Linked DNA regions of Mus musculus: regions 2 and 3 are each linked to region 1. Evidence: chromatin loops called from intact Hi-C (ENCODE). Cell type or tissue: heart. All regions are shown on one strand.

Region 1 (8,000 bases):
AGTCCTTCAACTGATGGGAGTGTCTGAGGACCTAGGAAAGTAGGAAGTTGGCACAGTGGTGAGAAACTAAATTCTTCCACTTTGTCCTATGATCTCAGCTTCCTCTCTCATTTTTCATAAGTCTTATTTTTATTTTTATTTGTGTGTGTGTGTGTGTGTGCCTGTCTGTGCCTGTGTGTGTGTGTGTGTGTGTGTGTGTGTGTGCCTATGTCTGTGCCAGTGTCTGTCTCTGTGTGTATGTGTGTGTGTGTATGTGTTTTTGCCACACGTGTTTGTGTATCCCCTGAGACCAGGAGAGGACACTGGATCCAGTGGAACTAGAGTTACAGGTGGTTGTGAGCAACCCAAGTGAGTTCTAGAAACCGAAATGGGTCCTCTGCAAAAATAGTAAGTGCTCTTAAGTTTTGAACCATCTTTCCTGCACTTTGAACATCCCCCATCCCCAAAAGGGTTTTGCTATGTAACCTTGGCTTGCCTCCAATCTGCAATGATCTTTATGCCTCTGCCTCCTTAGTCTTCTCTGTAATTAATTAGGGATGGTGTATGGAAAGCCCCCAGGACTGAGCCTATTGCACTGGCTGATCTGAAAGATGCCAATGCCATCCCTGCTTCCAGCCACTGTCTATGGGATTGCACTTTATAAATCTGAAACTTGGAGACTCACCTGTTCATTCAAGGAACACTTGTTAAGCACCAGTTATGTGCTAGGCACTTCTAGAGGCTATTATGCCAATGAAGCCAGTGTCTTGTTTTTATAGGATCCACATGGATCAGAATGACTCTATCCTAACTACCGTGCTTAAATCAACTCATTTCAATTTAGTTACTCTTTTATTTGTTTGTTTGTTTGTTTGTTTACTGAGTGTGTGTGTGCATGCATGCAAGTGTGCACATGTATGCATTCAGGCACATGGATACTGAGGCACATGCATGGAAGTCAGAGGACAGTTTGTAGGAGTCGGTGCTCTCCTAATACCATGCAGATTCTTGGGATTGAACTCAATTCATTAGACTTGGCAGAAAGTGCCTTAACCACTGAACCATCTTGTTGGCTCATACTGTCTGTCGATGTGTGAATTGATGAAACTTAAAACCACCTAGTAGAGACTTTGTACATCTGCAGGTAAGGAAGTTGAGGCCCATTATTTTCCAGCCAGGTTTCTGCAAGCTTTGAAGCCAGGGAAGCTAGCTGTAAAGTCTTCCCTGTGAAACATAATGGCAGCTTCAGGTTCTGTCCTTTATGTCATATGTGTAAGATACTGCCTCTCAAACCCAACTCCCTAGAAAGACTCTTGTGACACAGTTAGACAGGTGTACACTTAGTGGAGCCAGCACCCAGTGTCTACCTGAAGCTCAGATTTCCAAGCAGTTTTGACATTTATGGATGGTACCACCAATTAAGCAAAACCACAGGCAGTCCTGTTACTCCATGGGTGGCTTCTGTTTCTTTCACAGCACTGTATGATATGGACTTAGCATTTTAATTATATAATGAGTGACAGTTGGTGAAATGGATGTATCAATAGTCCCTCACACCCAAGAAGATGCATATTATAAGAAAAATCCCTGTCTGTGTTGAACAGATATAGAAGGCAGTGGATAGAAACATTTTCCAAATGTGCTTTTTCCAGTCCTTGTGGGGTTTTCTCTAGCCAATGGAAAAGTCCAATCTGTTTGAAGTTTCTCTGGGCTCCAGACATAGCTCTTAATTATTCTTTAAGAATCCTAGATATGAATGTTAGGGTTGGAGGAAGCGGGGCTTAGATCCTGAAATCATCTGTCCTCGCAAATGTTTATTAAGTATTTATTTTGTCTGCTTGCAGTGCTAGATGTTGGTGGGGCAAGCATCAGTAAAAGAAAGCCCAGAATGGGAAAGACAATGGGACGGGCAGTTCACTATTTCAGCAGCTGGAGTGTGGAACAAAGAGGCACCTGGGGATAGGGGGGTGGGGGTGGGGCAGAAGAGCTGTTGTGGGGTGGGGCTCATCTAGAGAACCAGTAATGAGAATGACAGGTGACTAGGGCCTTGGATACATTCCCTGATCTTGTTCTTGACCTGAAGCCCACAAATGGACTCTCTAGACCAATTGTTGGAACCATATTCGAATGGCGAGAAGTATACAAGGAAGACAACCAGGGATAGTGAGACTGGAAGCTATACTCTCTACATCTGAAACACGTCAATACTAAAACATGGCCAGACTTTTTGGTTCCCTGAACTTGTTGGTTAAGCCATCTGTAGGGATCCCTAGTTTTTGGGCTGCCTGCCAGGGGAAGCATCCTCTTCTGGCCCAGGGAATGCCCAAGGCTTAGAGAGGAGCTTTCAGGTAGATACCCAGCCTGAGCGGTACAATGTCAAAACCAAAGGGCATGCTCGCTCACAAGCACCGATCCTGGAGAAGCTTTTCCGAGACGTGAATCAATCCATTGCTCTGGGGTAGGACAGATCCTTCAGGAGCCACTTCTAAGTGCAGGAAGCAAGTGGTGAATGGGGAATCAGTGTGGCTTTGTGTTCCAGCTCGGGTTTCCCTGTCTGTTTCCATGGTGACAAGAGTCAGGAAGCCCTGAGGGCTGCAAGCTGTGGTTTCTGTGGAATCTTCCAAGCAGTAGAATGACACTCCAGGTGGAATGGCTTCCCTTGTGTATCCGGTGGCCTCAGTGAGTCAGAGGTGTGCCCACAATGCCGGAGGCTCCATTGCAGTGGGTGTGTTACTCAAGTGGCTTCCTCATCCTAGCCATGTCTTGACAGGTCCTTTACCTTTCTCAGCTGCTGGGGTCTTTCCAATTGTCTTGAGCATCCAATATGTGCAAACAACCAGTCCTGGGTTGTGTGCTGGTACAAGATACTGTGGCTTAGCTTCCCTGGCATTTGCCTTCCTTTTGACATCTGTCTTGCACCATGGAGGGTTTTCTTGACTGTGGGCCAGCTGCCATCCGTCGTGAGCTCTTCCAGACAGGAGAACCACTGATACTGGCCCTGGAGCAGAAGTGGCTCACAGTTGATTACTGGAAAAATCTGTACATACCTAAAACAAGATTAAATGAAGGACTGTTTTGTGCCATGTAGCAGCCTGACCAGGTCTGGTAGGGCTGCAGAGTTTGAGCCATGCTACCTACAGTGCTAGATGGTTCTTTCCTGGGCACCTTCTGTGACTCACTATAGTGGGGATTTTTCTTGCACAGTTGGCCTGATTATGGAGGGTACACTTTCAGGAACAGAGTAAGGCCAGCCTGGCAGTAGCCCATCTTTTCTTCTTGGCTCTTAGTCTGCCCTGGACCCTGAGGCTGACCTAGTCTGCAGCTCTGGATGATCTGCGCCCGGATTTCCTGTCCCTGTCAGGCCCACTTTGCTGAACTCCTGGCTGAGCTCCACTCTGTTCCACCCTGTCCTCTCTTCTTCCTGCCAGGAGCTCAGGGTGAGGCTTAAGGGTTTGAAAGCAAAACATGGTTTGTTGTTGGGGGCTGGTTTCTCTCTCTCTCTCCTTTTGTTCTTTCTTTTTGTTGTCATAGGTAGGACACTATAATAGAGGGTAAAAAAAAATTTTTTTTTGAATACCAGCTCTGCTTTTACTTGCCAGATAGCAAGTCTCCTCAGCTTTTGATAGCTTAGCCTTTTTCATCTAGAAAGTATATGGGTCTTTCCATCTCTACATCTCTATCTACACCATGTACTATATATGGCACTGAGTTAACTCATAGGATGGCTTTGTATGTCAATAAATCTGGGACAGGATAAATCTGAAACTGGAAGAGCCCTGTCTCCATCTACTTAGCACCATGTCTTTGCAAACATCTTCAGCACCTTTAGTTTTTGATCATGGTACCATGATGTACTGGGAGGGGACAGTGACACCCGAATCTTCCTGACATGAATTCAGGTGAGCTTCTGATTCAGTTAGCTTGGGTGTGCCTTGGGGTGTTTAATTCTCCCCACCTCTGTTTCCTTATTTGATAGGAATCATGCATAGCCTAAGCCCAGTCTTTCTTTTTTTTTTTTTATGAGACACAAAAAGGCAGGCTGTTGAATCCCAGCGTCTGGCGATTCTTGTCTGTGCTACATGGGTACTGCTGCTTTTCAGATCATCGCATTGTGATTGTAAGGGTGTCCTCTAGGAAGCATAACGGCCTGACAGCTGCAGAATGATTAGGAATATAGAAGCTAGAAAAGCCCTTTTCATAGTAGTTATTACATCATATTTCATGGGAGAGAAACAATTGAAAGAGCCTTGGGTTACTTTGCGAAATGGATTTGGTAGTTGGAGGATCTTTGGGGCCTGTGCTGGAGATGGGTGAGGGGACCTGGTTTTTGAGGGGGGATCTTGCTGCCCCACAGGCGCTGGGAGGGGAATAGAATTCTGCTAGTTCTGGCTTCCCTACTCGGCCCTGAGCTATGATGATACAGGCCTGGCACTAGGTTGCCTATCATTGAGTACACAGGTTACCCTCTTGTGAGCATCGTCTATCTGTGACGTCTAAAGCAACTCATCTTGTTACCTTCTCAAGCCAGAGACAGGCAGAAGTGGGCCCAGGGAGATCTAGCTTCCCTGGTCCAATGTGGTCTGTTCTAGGCTTCTGCCTTCCTTGGAGTTTATAGTTATTCAGTCCCCATTGTTCTTGTCTCCCCCTCCTATCACCATGTCACTTTCATAAATGTTTTCGTCATAAATCATCCCTGTCTCCTCCAACACAATAATGGATAGCCTGATTATCTGAGAGACAAGGCTGAGCTAACCCACATACTAGGCAAGAGCATCTCAAGCAAGGGTGAACAAGTACAGAAGTCCCAATGGAAAATGTGGGCACAGCATCTTCTCTGGTCCCATCTGCCCAGCCTTGCATTTATACTTGCTCCTCTGTCTGCACCGCTCAGCTCTGGGGTTGAGAGCAGGAATCTCAGTTGAACATTTGGATCTGTATAGTTACTACCATGCTATAGTCAGCTCTGTTACACTGGGCTCTTTGGGATATCCTGTCTTGAGTTACTTTAATCCTCAGCAAAACAGAGGGGATGGTTGTGGCCTTGCTTGTTATGGACACATCCCTAGTGCCTAATTTGGGAGTTCTATCAGAGTAAGTGCTCCTGAATGTCTTTTAAATGCCTGAATGATTAGTGGGCTATTTGAATCACCAGGTCCACAGATGCTCTTGTTGGTTTTTATGGAAATCAACTTCTTTGCCTGGGAAATTCATCACCCCCCAGACTGTTTAGGAGACTTCAGGAAAAGTCTATTCATTCATGTCTACTCTGAAATCTGTTTGCAAAGGTCACTTCCCTGAACTCAGTCCTGGAAAAAGAAGCAGAGACAGCTCCGTTCCTGAGAGGAGATAAAGGGTCAGGCTTGGAGGCACTGGGTAGCTCCTGTGGTTGCACAATAGGACCTCAGGCACTGGGGCTTGCAGCCCAAGTCTCCTGTCGCACTTCCCTCTGTCCCAGCACATGGAGAACATCCCGGAAGATCAGTGTTTAAAGATAGAATCCAGACCACTTGCCTCGACCCTTGTTAGGAGTGATATAAACAAGCCGAGGATGTTCCGGGGAGGAGCAAGGTCAGGGAGAGCCTCTGGGGCTGCATTTCTTTTCCACCCTGTCTCCAGGCTGCTCTTCCCCTCTCCTCTGTCCTGACTTGGATGCTGATGCTGTGGAAGGAAGTAGAAGCTGGCTGTACCGACCTGGATGGAGCCTTCTGAGTATCAGTGGCTGAACGGGCTCCATGGGATAACTGAGCACCCAGTCTGGATGTGACTGACTTGGCCTCTGTGCCTAGGGCTCCTGGTACATACACACACACACACACACACACACATACCATATACTCCACTTATGTCATAATGTAAAGAAAACAGATCCATAAACACATGGATTGCATTAGGCATGTAGATGACATTTGACATTTGTACTTAGTACTTTTTAAAGAACGAACTTGAGCTTGAAGCTGACTTCGGTATGTGCTTTGTTATCTGAGTTGCCCTGGTTCCTAGGACAGCTCACTGGCTTCAGCACATGATCCAGAGTCAGAGTGATCCAGCTGCTCCTCACTGCATCCTCAGACCTTGCCTGATGGAGCTCTGGAAACAGTGGTTCTCAACCTTCCTAGTGCTGCGACCCTTTAATGCAGTTCCTCCTGTTGTGGTGACCCCCAACCATAAAATTATCTTCACTGCTACTTCATAACTGTAACTTTGCTACTGTTATGAATTGTAATGTAACTATTTGGAAGGATAACGGTTTGCCAATGGGGTTTCGACTCACAGGTTGAGAATGGCTAAAGGGAAGGAGGTTGAAGTCCCCTGTAGATTGGCCAGGAGCAGCCCAGCCTCAGTTATAGGCTAGTGGTTTTAGTAACCTTATTCTGTTGCGTTAAGCATCTGCATAGTTTCTGAGTTCTTGTCTTGAGGTACGGGAGAGAGAGGGGAACTTCACTTGGGGGAGTGGTAATGGACAATGTGGTGGTCCTGGCTACAGTCCAAAGCCCTAATTATGGGGCCACACACGGGTCTCCATGATGAGGGGTCAGGGAACTTTAAATATGGGGGTAGGAGTAAAAAATAACCAGAATGTACAGTTATGATGTGCAAGAGATAAACAGGGACTACACTACAGGTTTAAAGATTTGGCATAGCATAAATTCTGTGGAGTTCCTCCCGAGAAGGTGGAGGGAGGGTTTCATTCCTGTTGTCTCTCCTTCCCCATCACAGGCCTGGTTAATAGACCTGTCCTGACTTCTACATAATTCTAGTTAGATAGTAGAACAGGGGCTACTATTTCTTTACAGCAGAGCTGAAACCCCCATAGTCAGCATCTGCTTGTCTGTATCATTCATATAAGCCAGTTGGTGCCAGCAGTGGGCCCAGGCATGTAAGCCACAGCAGCAACAGGTAGCAAGTCTCTCCCTCTGTATCCAAAGTCACTCTGTTTTGCTTCCACAAGCTCCTGGAGGCGAGGAAGCCAGGGTTCATCCAAGATGACCACCTAGCGATTTAGGAGTTCTGAATAACAAACTGTGTTGATGGACATGAGCAGCATTGCCAAGGCTGATCGGAGCGGCAGGGCAGCTTTGTGTAGGGCACACAGGTGAGACCTACATCATGTCATTTAAACAGAGGCCGACTCACAGTGAATTGTACCTCAGCAGAACATTCTAAGCAGGGGACATTATGAGTCCTCGGAGGGACTGAGTGAGACATTGCCTTTGAGGCAATCAGAAGAGTGTGTAACACAGATAGATTAGGCTCGGAGGGTAGGGACACAGACATGGGATCAATCAGCAGACATGACAAGGACACTGGCCTCTATGTGGATGACCTAGGGCACTCCTAGAGGGATTTGTAATGAGAATCCTGCCCCAACTTGAACCCTCTGTCTCCAACTTTTCCTCCTGAACTGGTAGCCATTCACACAGAAGTAGGAATTACTTCCAAGGTTACAGTTCATAGCTACATCAACTGCTCTGCTGCCGAATCAAGGAAGCTAGAGGTGGAAGGAGCTGTTGAGAGGAGCCCTGGTATATGTTACTCAGAATCCCCTCCCTCCCTCCCTCTTTTCCTCCCTCCCTCCCTGTGGCTTCATAGTCTCCTCTCTGGGCAGTTTGGAACATCTGGTGAGACCAGTGGGTGGGTCACTGCCACCTGCCACCTCCTATTAAGAGAAATAAGCTGGAGAAAGAAAGATTTGTCTTTAATCAGTTCAATTCCAGATTAACACAGCTAGAGCCTCCTTAGTTTCGTAGGCCATTAGTTTCAGGAGCATTCGAAAGCAGGCATGGGGTAGGGGTGTTGTAGAAGATGGCTCAGGGAATGCCAGAGGGAATTACATGTTGCTGTGTATTGCGGAATGTTAGATCTGGCACAGAGACAGCCTTGTGCGGGTGGGTGCATGGTGATTACTGGATATCATGAGTGAACTAAATGGATGCTCAAAAATGGTTATGATGGTGAATCGTTTAATGTAAAATTTATTGTATTAAAAGAAAAAAACAGCACCCTCAAAATAAACCATACAG
Region 2 (8,000 bases), 260 kb after region 1:
ACTGGCTTTACCTTCTTTTGGAGTCTATCTACCACTGTGTCTTTTGCATGTGGAGAAGGAAATTGTAGGAGAACTCTGGGAGACTTTAATGGCTGAGTCCTGGAAGTCATCTGATTTGCCCATAATGAGCTGAGCTTGGACACCTGGGAGTAAAACCACTGCCTAGAACTTAGTCACAAGATACAACTGTAAGGAGGCTGAAGAAGGGGGAACCTCAGCTGAGCAAGTAGGGAGCTGAGGGAATTTTCAAATTTTGGTGTTCTGAACTTGTGTTGATGCTCCCTTAAGTTGTGTTTTGAAGCTTAATATTCCACGTGATAAGATACAAAGATATGGGGCTTTGAGGGGATAATTAAGAGTTCTTTTGTAAACTGTTTTAATGTTACTAGATAGCATAGAAAAGTGACCCAGAAAGCTAGCTAAACTCTCCCACAATACATAGTGACACTGAGACTTCTCCATTTAGAAGAAAGTGGTACTATACCAGATACTGAATTTGATTACAAATAAAGATCTATGATCTATAAGCCACTCAGTTTATGATATGAAAGTTTGAATGGACTAGAACCCTGGGAGTCAATTCCATCTTCCCATACATCAATGAATCCATCCCCATCTGTCTTATTCAGGGTTTCTATTCCTGCACAAACATCATGACCAAGAAGCAAATTGGGGAGGAAAGCGTTTATTCAGCTTACACTTCCACATTGCTGTTGATCACCAAAGGATGTCAGGACTGGAACTCAAGCAGGTCAGAAAGCAGGAGCTGATGCAGAGGCCATGGAGAGATGTTCTTTACTGGCTTGCTTCCCCTGGCTTGCTCAGCCTGCTCTCTTATAGAACCCAAGACTACCAGCCCAGGATGGTCCCACCCACAAGGGAACCTTCCCTCTTGATCACTAATTGAGAAAATACCCCACAGCTGGATCTCATGGAGGCATTTCCCCAACTGAAGCTCCTTTCTCTGTGATAACTCCAGCTTGTCAAGTTGACACAAAACCAGCCAGTACAGCATCCTAAGAGCTAGCTCAAGGTCATACCCAGTCACTATCATCACAAGTCAGGAAGATGGGATAATCAATTAGATCTGAACAAATCTTTGTATTCTAGATTTATATTGTGTGAAAAGGCCAAAGCTGCTTTACACACATGAATAACCCCATCCTTCTAGAGAGGTACACGCCCCCCCCCCCAGTACAATGCAGGGAATTATTGACCATCAAACAATTATACAATCTCTTTGGAAAAATAAAAAGGAAAATGTCTCTTGGCCTCAGTAGTCATGATCCTCACTGAAGAGAATCTGTCTGTCTTTGCAGTAGATGAGTGCCTATGAAAACCAAGTTCTTTAGGGCTGGTAATGACTCCCATCTATTCCTTTATGTCTGTCTTCTCTGATCCTAGTTGAACTGAGAGCTGAGGTAAGTTGTGTTGGCAGGTAGATCAGATTCCATACTCACTTTCCGACTTCTTCAAGTTACTTAGAGCTTTAGCAGCTGAAGGTACACATGCCACCCCACTGTAAACCTCATGAATATTCATGCCCCCTAGAACTTGTCCATTGCTCTATTATGGTTTAGGCATTCTGTGGCACTTATTTATTTTCCATCTTTATTTTATTCTCAAGTTGTCACTTTTGTGTTACTTGAAATGATATCCAGGAAATCCATGCAGATACTTAGATCTGCCTCTGAATTGTGCTATTTATTAAAGCCGAGATGGCTTATTGGTCTTACATATTGGCAGATGCTGGAGAAACCAGGGCTGGTGTTTAGGAATGACACTAGAAATAAGAGAAACATGAATGGAGACTAAGGGACAACTTTATCATATTTGCCAAAAGATAAACTACCCAAAGCATTACTATCAAAAAAGTACAATAAATTCATTAACCTATGCAAGCCTTTATTTTTCTGTGCACCTGTCAAGACCTTCCTCTTAGAACTGAAGATGCTGGGGATGAGTAAACTGGAGCTGAGGGGTCTGACCTGAGTTTGGTGATGGCAGAAGTTCATAGGAAAGCCAGAGGGTGTTCCAAAGCTGGTTTCAAGAACAATAAATAACTTTTATTTACATATTTATTTATTTATTTATTTATTTTTGAGGCAGGGTTTCTCTGTATAGTCCTGGCTGTCCTGGAACTCACTCTGTAGAGCAGGCTGGCCTGGAACTCAGAAATCCACCTGCCTCTGCCTCCCAAAGGCTGGGATTAAAGGCGTGCGCCACCATGCCCGGCATAACTTTTATTTCTAATTAACCAGTTAACATTAATCATCTCATCAGCCTCCAATCTAAAATAGTTAGGAGAAAACTGAAAAGCAATTAATAAAATCTGAGGGATTCTTAAGGTCATTTAAAACAAACAAGAGAGTTGAGAATGGAGAGCAAAGAAAGCCCAAGTGTGCTGGGATGCTGGTGAGGTAGCAAAGACCATTTTCCTACGATTCTTTTTTCAGGTGGGGGTAGAGTAGGAGCTGTCCAGAGTTCTGTGTTGACCAGGATGATAGCTGTTGTCAGAGAAATTTGTGTCTTCCCAGTAAACACCTAAGTCCACAGATCTAAAATCTTCTCAAGGATTAACAGCATTTACAAGCTCATTTCCCATGGTTTTGCAGAGGTTAAAGAGATCACGGCCAAGCAGCTTCCAAGCATGGAAAAAGGAGGTAATCAAATTGGCTCATATCCCAGGAAATGGTGAGGTCTATTTACTGAACAATATGAGTTGGCAGAAAGGAGCAGTTTTATATCCACACTTGTGTGTGTGTGTGTGTGTGTGTGTGTGTGTGTGTGTGTGTGTTTGTGTGTTGTGTTGGGGAATCCAGATATTCCATGGAAACAGAAGCTTAATTGGTTTTCCTGAGAAACTTCCTTGGTCAGTGATCCCTTCTACTCAGGGAAGCTTAGTTCCTGGTCTCTTTCACGTTACATGGTAGAAGCCCATGGTGCTTACTCCCTCATGGTGTGCTTTCACATTGCCATCCTTGGGGACAATTTTTAGAAACTCAGGACAGTCTCCTTAAATGTGCCAAGAAGCAGCACAAAGATATGCACAATGTGGGTGGCAATGGTCCAAGGGCCTTCAGTAGAGTGTAGCCAACAAGGTTTTGATAAGTGGCCAGTTATCTGACCTTGATGAACATCAGCTGCCTTGTCTCTACATGATTCTGGCTTTTGGTAATATCAGCAAGATGACTACCATCTTTGTGAGTCTTTAAATATTGTGCAAGTGCTCAGTGAGTATTCATATTAACAAACAAAAACTTTTCTCATCACATATCAATTGATATTCAAGTGCAAACTATTTATGAACATATTTTGGATATAATCATCATATACACACTCTGAATTCATTCCATATTGAACAGGTTCTGTACAAAGTGAGACTCCATAAGGGAAAATCTATGTGTTCTATATAGTCAATGACTTGTTTCCCTCTATGCCTCATCCTCTCTTAGACTGACTGAAAGTAAACCAGTGACTCTTGCTATGAAATATGTGATATGACATGACACTCTCAGAAGAATCATTTCACCAGGACTTGCACATGCTAGTGAAGAATGAAGCTGTACATTGGCTATGGTCTGATGAATAGTTCTTGCCCATATGGCAAGTTTCTCTATTCTCTCTATACCAGGGGTTCTTAACCTTCCTAATGCTGTGAACCTGTAATAGAGTTCCTCATGTTGTAGTGCCCCACAACCATTTTCACTGATACTTCATAATCTTGCTGGTACTATGACTTGTAAATGTTTTTGGGAGTAGAGGTTTACCAAGGGGGTCCATTAGGCTACACAGTTCTGAGATGACAATACAACATTGGAGAAGAATCCTAAGAGTCACTCTTTGCAACCAACACAGTGATCTATGGAATTATAGTAAGGCATTGGGAGATTTTCAATAACTAGTGAGAAAAATATAGTCCATTTAACAAAACTGCATACTTACTAGCAAGAAATTCCAGTAAGAGGGAGATGGCAAACTGACTTAGGAAGGCTATGTGAACCTGTGTTTAGCGTTGTCAGTGAATGCTCTTTTAGATAGTCACTTTTGACAACTTGGGTCTTGAGGACTGCTTGTTATGAGAGAAGAATGACACTTCAGGACCATTCTATGGAGAGCTAGGTCAGATGAAAGTCCACGAATATGGCCTGTGAATATGCTGTGTCACTGGGGGTACTTCAATGCTCAGAGTTTGTGAGTTGGAAGGGAAATGGCACCTTGGTGGTGGCTATGATTTGGTGATTGATGGCTTATAAGCAAAGGAATCAAGTGATTGGATTAGTGTCTTATAAATTGTATTTTAGTAATATTACTAGGAAAATCAGTACATGGGGAATGTGTAGAAAGAGGAAGCAAGTACAATCGTGACTTCTTACCCACCTCAGCTCTGGAAATCATGCCCAAGCCAAAACATCTTTAAAGTGGAAATGGTCAGGTCAAGGCCATGGACAAAACACTCGGCTCATGTTATTCAATAGCTGCTTGGAAATTCAGAGCATGAGTCACATTCATTACTGGAAGGACTTTCCACAGTGATGTTTAGGAACATTTATACATAATTTGTTTAGGAGTTCAAAGGGTGCAATAGTTGGAAGAATGGCTGCCATCCACAAATTTGTCCTAATGGGTGAATTTCAGCATCTTGGAAATGTTATAAGTCGAGAATGAATCACTAGAGTTAACTGATCATTTGCTGGACCAATCTGGTATGCTGTTGACAGGCAGATGCAGCCAGTGGTGCCTGGTTTCTGTGAATATGTGGGTTTGCTATCTTGCTACTTCTCAAGTATCATTTTGGGTTCTGATATCTTTTGAATGAATAAATGAGTGAACTGGATCAAGTGAAAGGTACATTACTACAATCTGTTAAAGAAAAGCCAACCCCTGTGCCAAGACCGGAAGAAAAGTCTCCCAGGGAATGAGCCAAAGTCACCATCTTTGCTTGGGAAAATGTGGCCAATAATTATATCTGAACTGTGAAATAGAAGGTTTTTTTGTTGTTGTTGTTTTTGGTTTTTTTTTTTGGTTTTTGTTTGTTTGTTTGTTTGTTTTTGTTTTCTGCCTCATGTTGGCAGAGAGGTTTCGACCACATGTGTTGTATATTGGTTAGTGGTAGACACTAGTTAATCTTGCTTTTATTTTCTTGCACTGATCACAAGGATTTTTATTTCACTCTACTAGAAAGTTATGAGAGGGGCACCATTGTCCTCAGAGATACTAATGTGAATTTGGGACAGATGATAACAAAAACCTGATCTTTGAGCAGGAGAGATGTAGACAGTGAGTGCATTGAAGCTGTAGCGCTGGTATATGATTGATTGATTGATTGATTGATTGATTGATTTTACCTTCAGGTGATGGGGTTGGATGTTAGGTGGCCTAGTGAACTTCCAAGACTTCAACATGGTGACTTAGCAAAACATTTCATAGGATTAAAGGTTATGTCCCATGGTAGGAGGCTGTGGCATGTATAAGGTTTGAGAGCCATTGTTTCTGGTGGGAGAAACCAGCTGACCTTAGTAAGTCCAGCATCATGCCTGAATTATTTTATGCTTGAGTCTGCATAGAACTGCTTATGTTTGTTTTCACACATAAAACTGCCATACTTATCTGTTTGATTTTGATTTAAAAACTCCATTCTCTTGATTTCTGACAAAAACATGAAATATAAAAGGGACAACAATTTTAAAAATCTGTCCAACTAAATGTGCCATCCAATCAACTTTCCTTCCTGCCAGCATTTTCCCTACCAGGGGACTGTACTAATATGGACAGTTTTGCCAATCAACAATTTGGTGTTTTCTATGTGATCCAGTTATGTAGTTGAATAAAAAATGTCCTCACATTTACTGCTTCTTAGGGAGACAGAAGTCTATGTTGACTCTTCAAGCTGCAGTTCTTTTCTTTAAGAACACGAGTAATTTCATTTTGATTCCATTACTGTGAAGAAATGCAGGGATGTGTTAGGTTCTTTCAGTTGTAGAATATTCAATGTGGACTCAGAAAAACCTCTTATCTATAAAAAGGTCAGAAATCAATTTTTCTCTGTTGAGTTAAGATGACTGGAGATTAAGACAATTGGTTGTCAAGTACAAAGGTAAACTTTTCCATCATGCAAATTTGGAGAACAACTTGGAGAAATAGCTTTTTAATATAATGGTCAGTCGTGTGGATCTCTCCAGAACAACCCCTCCTCCCTCCTGCTCTGTTGACTCCTGTTGGATTTTGAGTTGATCATCCAAGGATACCCATTGATGATCCTAGGTATCATATTTGCCAAAAGTGTTAAAACAGATGGGGAAATAACAAATCAAAACAAAAAACAATCCCAAACAAAGAAAAAAATCCAAACAGGTTTATCAAGGAGGACTAATGCCACATAATGTTGCAAGAGACATTTATCTCTTTGACTTTTGTGACATCTTCTCCACCTTACTGTTTAATCTCAGTCCATTCTTGTCTTCTAAGCCATTGTTTCTTAAACTGGGTCATAACCTCATATAAGGTCATGTAATTGAATGTTTGTGTGTGGGAATGGGTGGGTGTCACAAAAGTTGGACATCAGCAAAATATTTCTGTATATGTCATAAACAAAATCAATTCCAAATGAAATGCATAATTTGACAAGGTTGTGGCAGTAATCCTCCATGCTTAATTGTGTGAAATCACTCCACACAGCACATGCACTTTGCATGACACATGTTGTCATATTGATAAGTGGATATTAGCCCAGAAGCTAGGAATATCCAAGATACAATTCACAAAACACGTGAAACTCAAGAAGAAGAAAGACCAAAGTGTGGATACTTCAATCCTTCTTAGAATGGGGAACAAAATACCCATGGAAGGAGTTACAGAGACAAAGTTCAGAGCAGAGACTGAAAGAATGACAATCCAGAGACTGCCCCACCTGGGAGTCCATGCCATAAACATCCACCAAACCCAGACACTATTGTGGATGCCAAGAAGAGCTTGCTGATAGGAGCCTGCTATAGCTGTCTCCTGAGAGGCTCTGCCAGTGCCTGACCAATACAGAAGTGGATACTCACAGCCATCCATTAGGCTGAGCACAGGGTCCCCAATGTAAGAGCTAGAGAAAGGACACAAGGAGCTGAGGGGTTTGCAGCCCCATAGGAGGAACATCAATATGAACCAACCAGTACCCCCAGAGCTCCCAGGGACTAAAGTACCAACCAAAGAGTACACATGGTGGAACTCATGGCTCCAGCTGTGTATGTAGCAGAGGATGGCTTTGTCGGTCATCAATGGGAGGAGAATCCCTTACTCTTATGAAGGCTCTATAACCCAATATAGAGGAATGCCAGGTCCAGGAAGAGGGAGTGGGTAGGTTTGTGAACAGGGGGAGGGGAGAAGGGATAGGGGCTTTTCAGAGGGGAAACTAGGAAAGGGAATAACATTTGAAATGTAAATAAAGAAAATATCTAATAAAAAAGAAAATTAATGAAGATACTCTGAGTCCTACAATATCAACTATTCAGCCAAGATTTATTTCTTATGTGGAAATAAACAATCACAGACGTTTCATTAGTGTGAAAAAAATGCTTTTGTCTTTATAAATTTTGTGTCAACTTTTGTGTATATGAAGAGTAACTTTAAAATAAATTTTCATGAACTTTTATCAGTTAGTATTTAATTTGGCTACCTACCTTACCTATTCATAACTCCAACATTATTGAAAAACATTGAGCAAAATGAAATTGTGCATAGGAAAATGCACGAGAAGTTCTGTTGTTGATCCTGCAACCTGACCATCACTGTGCCATAGTCTTGGATTTTCTGCCCTGTACCTTTAATTGCCATACTCTTGACCCATCCCACAGGTCTCTGGGTGGTACTTCTGTATACTAAGGGCCTTCCTTTACTGTTAAATGTATCCCAAATGCTCTGTTTTCTCTCAATACCTCCTTGAGCCCACCCACCTTTAAGTGTGAGCAAAATCAATTCTGAGCTACTTGTATTCTGACCCTTCACTTTTACTG
Region 3 (8,000 bases), 70 kb after region 1:
TTTATCTTCTATGCAGAAAGAAAAATAAGAACTTGTCAATGATTATTTGGACAAAATTACAAAAACTCTGGGTCATGTTCTAAGATTGGACTTACAGTGGGCTTAAGAGCAAGCAGGCAAAGTCTTAACTTCATGTTGAGAAGAACATTCTGGTCCTACAAAGGTACTGATCTTAGAGTGAATTGGAGTTGGTTTCCTTTTTCCAATTTACGGTGGAATGCAGTTGAATTATGATTTCACGAAGTATCCCATTTTGGCTTGGAACTCACTATGTAGACAAGACTGTCTTCACATTTATGATCACCCTGCCTCATGTTCCTGAGTGTTATTAGGACTGCAGGCATATGAGGCCATGCCTAGAGGAGTTGGAGTTATCTGTCAATAGAGATGAAATACATTTCAATTATGAATTATCATCTATCAGAATAATAGCATTTGGCATGGAAAGGATGGAAACCATGATTGCAAAGGAAAATATCCAATTGCTGTAGTTATTGGACTCATTTTACAAATGGGCCTTTCTGGTTTTGTTTTGTTGTTGTTGTTGTTGTTTTTTCACAAAGCAAAAGACTTTGTCATTCCTGAAAACATAAATCATTGTTATTTCCAGTTTACCAAGGCTTCAAAGACAGTGAGGAAGGATTCGGATCTATGTGAGGAAAGTGTTCAATTTTCTTATATGAATTTGTACATTCAACTCTCCTCAAGAATGTTCCTTGGAAAAACTCTAAATGAGAGGAGTTCAGACCACACTTTCTTAGCACCTGCTGTCCTAGGGCACTTATTGAACATTTAACAGAAAAAAAGGGTTTCTATGTGGTTTTATATACCGTAGAAGGTCTTAATATTCTTTGTAATGAATGGCATGCCACAGTGCACGTGTATGTGTTAGAGGACAACTTAGAGAAGCCAATCCTTTACTTTTACAACGTGGTCCCAGGTCTCAAACTCAAGTATGACTGAGGCACCTTTACCCACTGAGTTATCTGACCTGCCACTGTATTCTTTATAATTTATGGTTAATATAGGACAAACTCCCTGGTACATATCTTACTGAAGCTTTCAAAAATGGTTGTCTGAGGTTGATTGTATTGCAGAAGACCCTGAAGTACAAGGCAAAACAAAGAACTCTGTCTATCAGCTGTCCTAAAGCCATATGATCTGTCTATCTACAGCTGTGGAACTGAAATTCTAAGGCAGCGCTATACGTGTCTCTTTCACCCCAAGGCCTATGTTACCACTTAGTCTATTTTTGTCACTATATATTAAGCATTTACTGAATAAATGAGAAAAAACAAAATGCTTGCCTCATTGGGTCCTTGATGAAATATTATTCTGTGAGATTATTGTGCATTCAGAAGACCACAGACTTCAGAATGCAAGTGACTTTCCTGTTTTGCTCCTGCTGTGTGATCTTGGCTATGTCCTTCTACCCATGGACTTCAGTCTTTTCATCCATATAACAAGAAATAGGCATTTTAGACTTGCCAAGAGGGTGAGCTGAGAAAATATGTGTTATTTGTCTAGCCAAGGGAGAGTACCTCCTCAGTGGGAAGATGCTGATGGAGGCAATGGCATAGGATCCGAAACTCACTGCGGGTCCTTGGGGAGATGAATACTTTTCTAGTCTTTAGACAGCCCTTCCACACTCAAAAAAAGGGCCAAAGCCTCTCAAAGAGGAAATGGCTCAGCTAGGAACTCTTCTCCAGCGGGTCACATTGCAGAAACAGTGTTTTGGCAAGCCAAACAAAGACACTATTATTCCCAAGCAAAGACAATGCCAAGAAGGTGCTGGGTGGTCCAGAATACAGGAGACAGATAATGTAATGGCTCCATTCATCAAAAAGGCGAGAGTGCACACCAGCTGCTTGCCAGCTGGAAAATGAAGCTCTTCTCCCTTCTGAGGGTAATTTACTTCTGCTGGGGAGACTCTGAAATATTCTTCACCTTTAAGGGACCAACCAAATTCCAACAGGATCATGTAACATTGTGAGGACCCAGCTAAGGAGAACAAATAAACCAAGGGGCTGAAGACAGTACAGTACAGCCAACTGTCCTCTTCCTTAAGTTTGAGCTATCTTTTACCTTGTGGATATCGAGTAGTTTGCAATTTGTTATATTTCTCTTCTTGTTCGGCCACCAGGAAGCTAACTGCCAAGCTTTAGCTAATCCTCAAGTCTCACTAGTACAAGAAACTATAGAGTACATTTCTGTATTAACTGTTTCTACAGCCTTTGGGAGTTTTCCTCTCCAAATTTTAAAATAGCAAATGATCCACAGTTATTAACCTCTTTTCCCTTTTCATAAAATGGGCATATCATTTTGATAATTATCCTGTGGTTAAGAACCTACAGGTTCTCCCCTCATTTAATTAATTAGTAAAAACAATGTAGCTCTTGGGTCAGAAAGGTGGATCGGTGGGGAAAGGTGGCTGCCATCAAGCTTGATGACATGGGTTTGATAAAAAGCTGACTTGCAAATTGTGTTCTGACCTTCAGAATTTCACTGTGGAACACAAGCACCTCTGCCATAAATACATATACAGATAATTTAATAAATGTATCAATTGTTTTAAAATAATGTAGTAGTGTATCTTTTCTGGGCATTAAACAATTGTTTTGTTTTGTTTTTTTACACTCAACTAATTGCATGCTTTTAAAATTAAAAAAAAATGGCAGCCACTTTGTAGATAAACTGTCTCATTAAATATTCAAGATAATCCCTTAATAAACTATTTTATTTTAGGTACTTAAATGACGTTATTGAGATCTAATACACTTAAATGATTTATCTTGTTCCTATAGGTTGAAATTGAGGGGTGTAGGCTTTGAGCCAGAATTCATCTGAAAGTAGACGCTGAATCTTGAACCATGACATTACCAATTTCTTACATTTTTTTAAATTAAAAATTTTTAACTTTTATTATATATGAGTACTGTGTTTATATCATTCTCACCAACTTTTCTTTCACCAAATCCTCCTGTGTCTACCTCCACTCCCTCTCAAATATATGGCCTCTTCTTTTATATATATAAAATGTATGGAGTTCATTTAGTGTTGCTTATATTTACATCTGTTTAGGGTTGAGCTGATGGGATTAGATAACCCATTAGGCATCTCATTGACGGAGCAAACCAATTCTCTGTTTCACCCCAGCCATTAGTTATGCCCTCTTCCTTACTCTTTGTTATTTGTAAGGCTGTGGGAAGCAGTTGATGTGAATTTGTTGATCCTAAAAGTGTGCTCTAACTCACACAGTGAAACCCACAAGCCAAGGTCAGGAATTGGGTGTTGCAGTCCCCAGAGTAAAGTAGAAAATTTCAGCGGAACATGGAGAAGCCATGTATTGGAAACAGCTACAACATTTTGGCACAGCTTTCATGCAGAGAGGAAATTATGCATGAAGGAAGCACGGGGGTCATGAGGCAAGATTCCATTCTTGGAAAGAGAGGAAGGTTGAACAGGACCTAAGGGGTGGGTTAGTGTGGTGCAGGGATCCATGCGAGAGCTGTTGACAGAATCTGCAGATATAGATGGTCCAGTTATATGAATGCTATGTACAACATTTTTTTCCAGCAGCAAATTTACTTCTACTTAAAAAATTTTCATGATCTAAAGAATTTACCACCCTCAAGAAGGAAACAATCATCATATTTGGGAGAAATTCAATCTATCAAGGGAGCGTCTGCTCAAGTTATGTTTTTCGTGAAATGATACATCTCACTCTTACACTGCTACAATGTAGCCAGTTACATACATGTCAATGCAGAAGCCATGAAGTCTATCTCCAGGGAGATCTCTTTTCATCAATACATGGGCATGATTTCTTCTTGGAAGACATTTGGACCTGTGTAGCTCCCTCAGAGGGCTTGGCACCCACTTGTGAAATTACTCAGTCTTTTATCATTTTTAGTTTTGCACATGATCCTTTTGAATCTCAAAATAACTCTGATGACAATCACAGAAATCAAGTTACTTCATTTCTATTGAACCCCCTCTCACTAACAAGTGGTCAATGAAACAAAAACAATGAAGTCAGCAGCACCGACTGTGAAGGAGATGCTCAGTGTTGGGGGCCAAGTTGGGATAAAGTAAGCTCAGCAACTGAGGGCCCCTCTCTTGCTCTCAGTGTCCTTGCTGGGGTGGGTGGTCCAGGGTTTCTTACTCCTTGTAGGCCATGAGGTTCACCACCCTGTTGCTGTAGCTGTATTCATTGTCATACCAGGAAATGAGCTTGTCAAAGTTGTCATTGAGAGCAATGCCAGCCCCGGCATCAAAGGTAGAAGATTAGGAGCTGCTGTTGAAGTCACAGGAAATAACCTGGTCTTCAGTGTAGCCCAGGATGCCCTTCAGTGGGCCCACAGATGCCTGCTTCACCACCTTCTTGATGTCTTCATACTTGGCAGGTTTCTCCAGGAGGCACATCAGATCCATGATGGACACATTGTGGGTAGGAACCCAGAAGGCCATGCCAGTGAGCTTCCCGTTCAGCTCTGGGATGACTTTGCCCACAGCCTTGGCAGCACCAGTGGATGCAGGGAGGATGTTCTGGGCAGCCCCAAGGCCATCACGCCACAGCTTTCCAGAGGGGCCATCCACAGTCTTCTGAGTGGCAGTGATGGCATGGACCATAGTCATAAGCCCTTTCACAATGCGAAAGTTGTCATGGATGACCTTGGCTTGGGGGAGCTAAGCAGTTGGTGGTGCAGGATGCATTGCTGACAATCTTGAGTGAGTTGTCATATTTCTTGTGGTTCACACCTATCACAAACATGGGGGCATTGGCAGAAGGGGCAGAGATAATGACCCTTTTGGCTCCACCCTTCAAGTGGACCCCGGCCTTCTCTATGGTGGTGAAGATGCGAGTAGACTCCATGACATACTCAGCACCAGCATCACCACATTTGATGTTAGCGGGGTCTCGATCCTAGAAGAGGGTGATGGGCTTCCCATTGATGACAAGTTTCTCATTCTCGCCTTGTCTGTGCCATTGAATTTGCCATGGGTGGAGTCATACTGGAACCTGTAGACCATGTAGTTGAGGTCAATGAAGGGGTCGTTGATGGCAACAATCTCTACTTTGCCACGTGAAGAGCAGACAGCAGCCCTGGTAACCAGGCGCCCAATAAGGCCAAATCCGTTCACACCGACCTTCACCATTTTGTCTATGGGCGCGAGGCTGGCACTGCACAAGAAGATGCAGCTGTCTCTGGAACAGGGAGGAGCAGAGAGTCGGGAAAATATTTTAAACAGATGACACTGAGTATTGAGCTCATGCAACTAAGACAAGAGGGTTTAGCTGAAGAGTGGTAGGTTAGACAAACTATCAAGGAAGAACAGCAGGATCATTCTATAGGAACAAATGCTAGTGTGAAGTAAGTCACATGGGGCATATTGTATAGTAACGAACAACACATAATTTATTAATATATTCCATAGGGATGATCTGGCAGAGAGAGAGAGACAGAGACAGGCAGAGACAGAGAGAGGCAGAGACAGAGAGAGAGACAGAGAGAGAGACAGACAGATAGAGACAGAGACAGAGAGACAGAGAGAAAATAATTCTAGAAGAGGTTAGTGTCCTGAGCAATTGGAAAAGAACAATCCTACTGTGTCATTAGTGGCCAGACAGACTGTTGACAACCACTCGTCCTGAACCTGACATAGTAGAGATCTGAGTCTGTTGTTCTGAAGTAAGGCCTGGCAGTCTGCTTTTCTCATGTGTCCCTTATTCTGCTTAAGAGAATAGCAAGAAGCCAAATACAGCAGGGCCATCCTTGCTTCTGTGCAGCTTGCCTAGTATCTGTGTCTTCTCAGTCGAGTGGCAGTGGAGAAACCATCTGTTTTGATGATTATGGAATACTTTGGGTCTGTATCCACAAACAGAAACACAAAATATGGAGGTACCAGCAACAGGCTACCCAAACAAAGCATGTACTCTATCAACACTTCCATATTGCTGTTCAATATCTGCAATCACTGGCTAATTCTACCAAAAGGGGTGTCCTGTAATTGTGCCACTATATGAGTAGCTACTGCCACTGGTATTTACATGGCGGACACTCATTTTTAATGCTCTGGTAAGCCTGAAGTTCAAACCTCAGTACTATCAAGCTGTGGCACAAAGCTGCAGTATGTCTCAGTCCTAAGCCTTAAAATAAAGGAGGAATGTTTCATGGTGGTGCTGTAGGGACAGTCCTATGTGAAGAGCTGACCTAGGAAGACCTTAGGCAGCAGTTCTTAACCTGCGTGTAGTGACGCCTCTGGGGGCTCTCAGGGTCACAAATCAGGCATCTTGCTTTTTAGATATTTACATTACAGTTCATAACAGAAGCAAGTGGACAGTTATGGAGTAGCAATGGAATAATTTTATGGCTGTGGTCACCACAACATGCAGAACTATATTAAAGGGTTGCAGCTATAGGAAGGTTGAGAGCCACTGCCCTAGAGTCTTTTCATCCATCAGTCCGTCCTCCAGTCCTTCCCATAGAGTATGTTTCAGGGACTATGATTAGAGAGTCATGAAAGCAGGGTAGGAAGGTAGCTCAGTTGGAAAAAGCTTTGCCATCTGAGAACGAGGACCTGAGTTTTCTCTGATACTCTTGGTAAAACAAACAAACAAACAAACAAACAAACAACATCCAACTGTCTTAGTGCTTGCTTACAATACAGAGGCTGAGAAGGTGAAACAGATGTGCTGGGCTGGCTGGCCAGGGAGGAGTCCCAGCCTAGTCAGACACTCTGTTTAAAAAACAAAACAAAATAAAACAAAAACAAAAACCCAAAGTGGACTGAGGTCCTGAGGAATGATACTAAGTCTGACCTGTGTATATACACATACACACACACACACACACACACACACACACACACACACACACACACACACAGAGAGAGAGAGAGAGAGAGAGAGAGAGAGAGAGAGAGAGAGAGTGTTTCTGCATGAGATGATCCCTGTATCAATCTCTGAAAAAATTAACAATTATCTCAGGGATGTGGGCAACAGAAGGAGCATCCCAAGCAAAAGACACTTAGAATGAAATATTGCTCCACAGCAGAGTTTAGGACAGAGTGGAGGTGGAGGTGAGATATCTCAGGTATAAGTGACAGTAGAAACCATCAACATTCCTAGAAGGGGAACAGGACCCATGTGGAATGATCACATCTTCCAGGTAGCTCCTAGGCCATCTTGGCTGCACACCATTCTCCTTCAGGTGATTGCCCATACCTAAAAATGTAGACATTTCTGTACATTTGTCCTCACTGGTTTCCTTTTGAAGACCCTATGAGATGACCACTGGGGGATGTGAGGAGCCGCCCTCACATTCGCCATTACAAGATGGCGCTGACATCCTGTGTTCTAAGTAGTAAACAAGTAATCTGCGCATGTGCTCTGCCTTCCCCTTGACAACAACTCGGCGGATGGGCTGCAGCCAATCAGGGAGTGACACGTCCGAGGCAGAGGACAATTCTCCTTAAAAGGGACGGGGTTTTGCCATTCGGGGTCTTCGCTCTGTAAGCTGATGCTCTCCCTCTCAAGACGCATTAAAGCTTTTACTGCAGAAGGATCCTGTGTGCCACGTCATGTAGCGTGGGACATCAGGGGGATCCATCACTACTACCTCCATTGTGTCTGACCACATCCCTTTCGAAGAAAATTGAGTTGCAAATTATCTTAGGAAAATGAATTTCAGCTACTAGAGGTTTTAAGACTTCAGAATGACTTAATAATCTCTGAACTCTTCTAGGACAATAGACATTGAATAAATGTGGAGGATGAGATTTACATACACAGATTCATATTTTCCATATCAGCAAATCCAGGCTTTCGTTTAGGGTGAAGGCTTTCGATACAGTTGCTTAGATGTGTTCTCAGAATCATCTGGAATAGCCTCTACCTGAGAAGTAAGCCCTGCAAAAAGAAAGAATGTGACTCAAATAATACAAAATTCAACACGAGAAAACCATGTCATTTATTTTATTGGCATTTATTCAGCCAA

Evidence for each region. A loop is a pair of places that touch in the nucleus more often than their neighbours do. Peaks named below come from ENCODE experiments on the same cell type or tissue, not always from the same donor. Only the 100,000 strongest peaks of a DNase experiment are listed, where the experiment ranks them.
Region 2: it touches region 1 in a loop (3-fold over the local background); 23 of 42 quality-filtered maps call a loop at or near these places.
Region 3: a loop joins it to region 1, with 2.3 times the contacts of the local background. A loop is called at or near these places in 4 of 42 quality-filtered maps.

Annotation. Positions count from the first base shown.
Region 1 is chr12:15,795,710-15,803,709 of GRCm38, reverse strand. The region is part of intron 2 of Trib2 (tribbles pseudokinase 2); the gene reads left to right. Mir6387 (microRNA 6387) reads left to right here and starts at 2,609; the gene lies at 2,609-2,716. In heart, no CTCF peak of the experiment used is centred here; DNase peaks (open chromatin) are centred at 1,979, 2,549, 3,329 and 5,489; H3K27ac peaks cover 234 bases.
Region 2 is chr12:15,539,250-15,547,249 of GRCm38, reverse strand. No RefSeq gene overlaps it. Among named protein-coding and RNA genes, the nearest start is that of Gm40287, 63 kb to the left of the region's middle. In heart, no CTCF peak of the experiment used is centred here; no DNase peak of the experiment used is centred here.
Region 3 is chr12:15,725,257-15,733,256 of GRCm38, reverse strand. Gm40287 (a long non-coding RNA gene) reads right to left here. Exons shown (of 6, transcript XR_872503.1): 5 at 7,792-7,912; 6 at 6,381-7,228. It also overlaps the pseudogene Gm4804. Among named protein-coding and RNA genes, the nearest start is that of Mir6387, 72 kb to the left of the region's middle. In heart, no CTCF peak of the experiment used is centred here; DNase peaks (open chromatin) are centred at 1,736 and 3,356.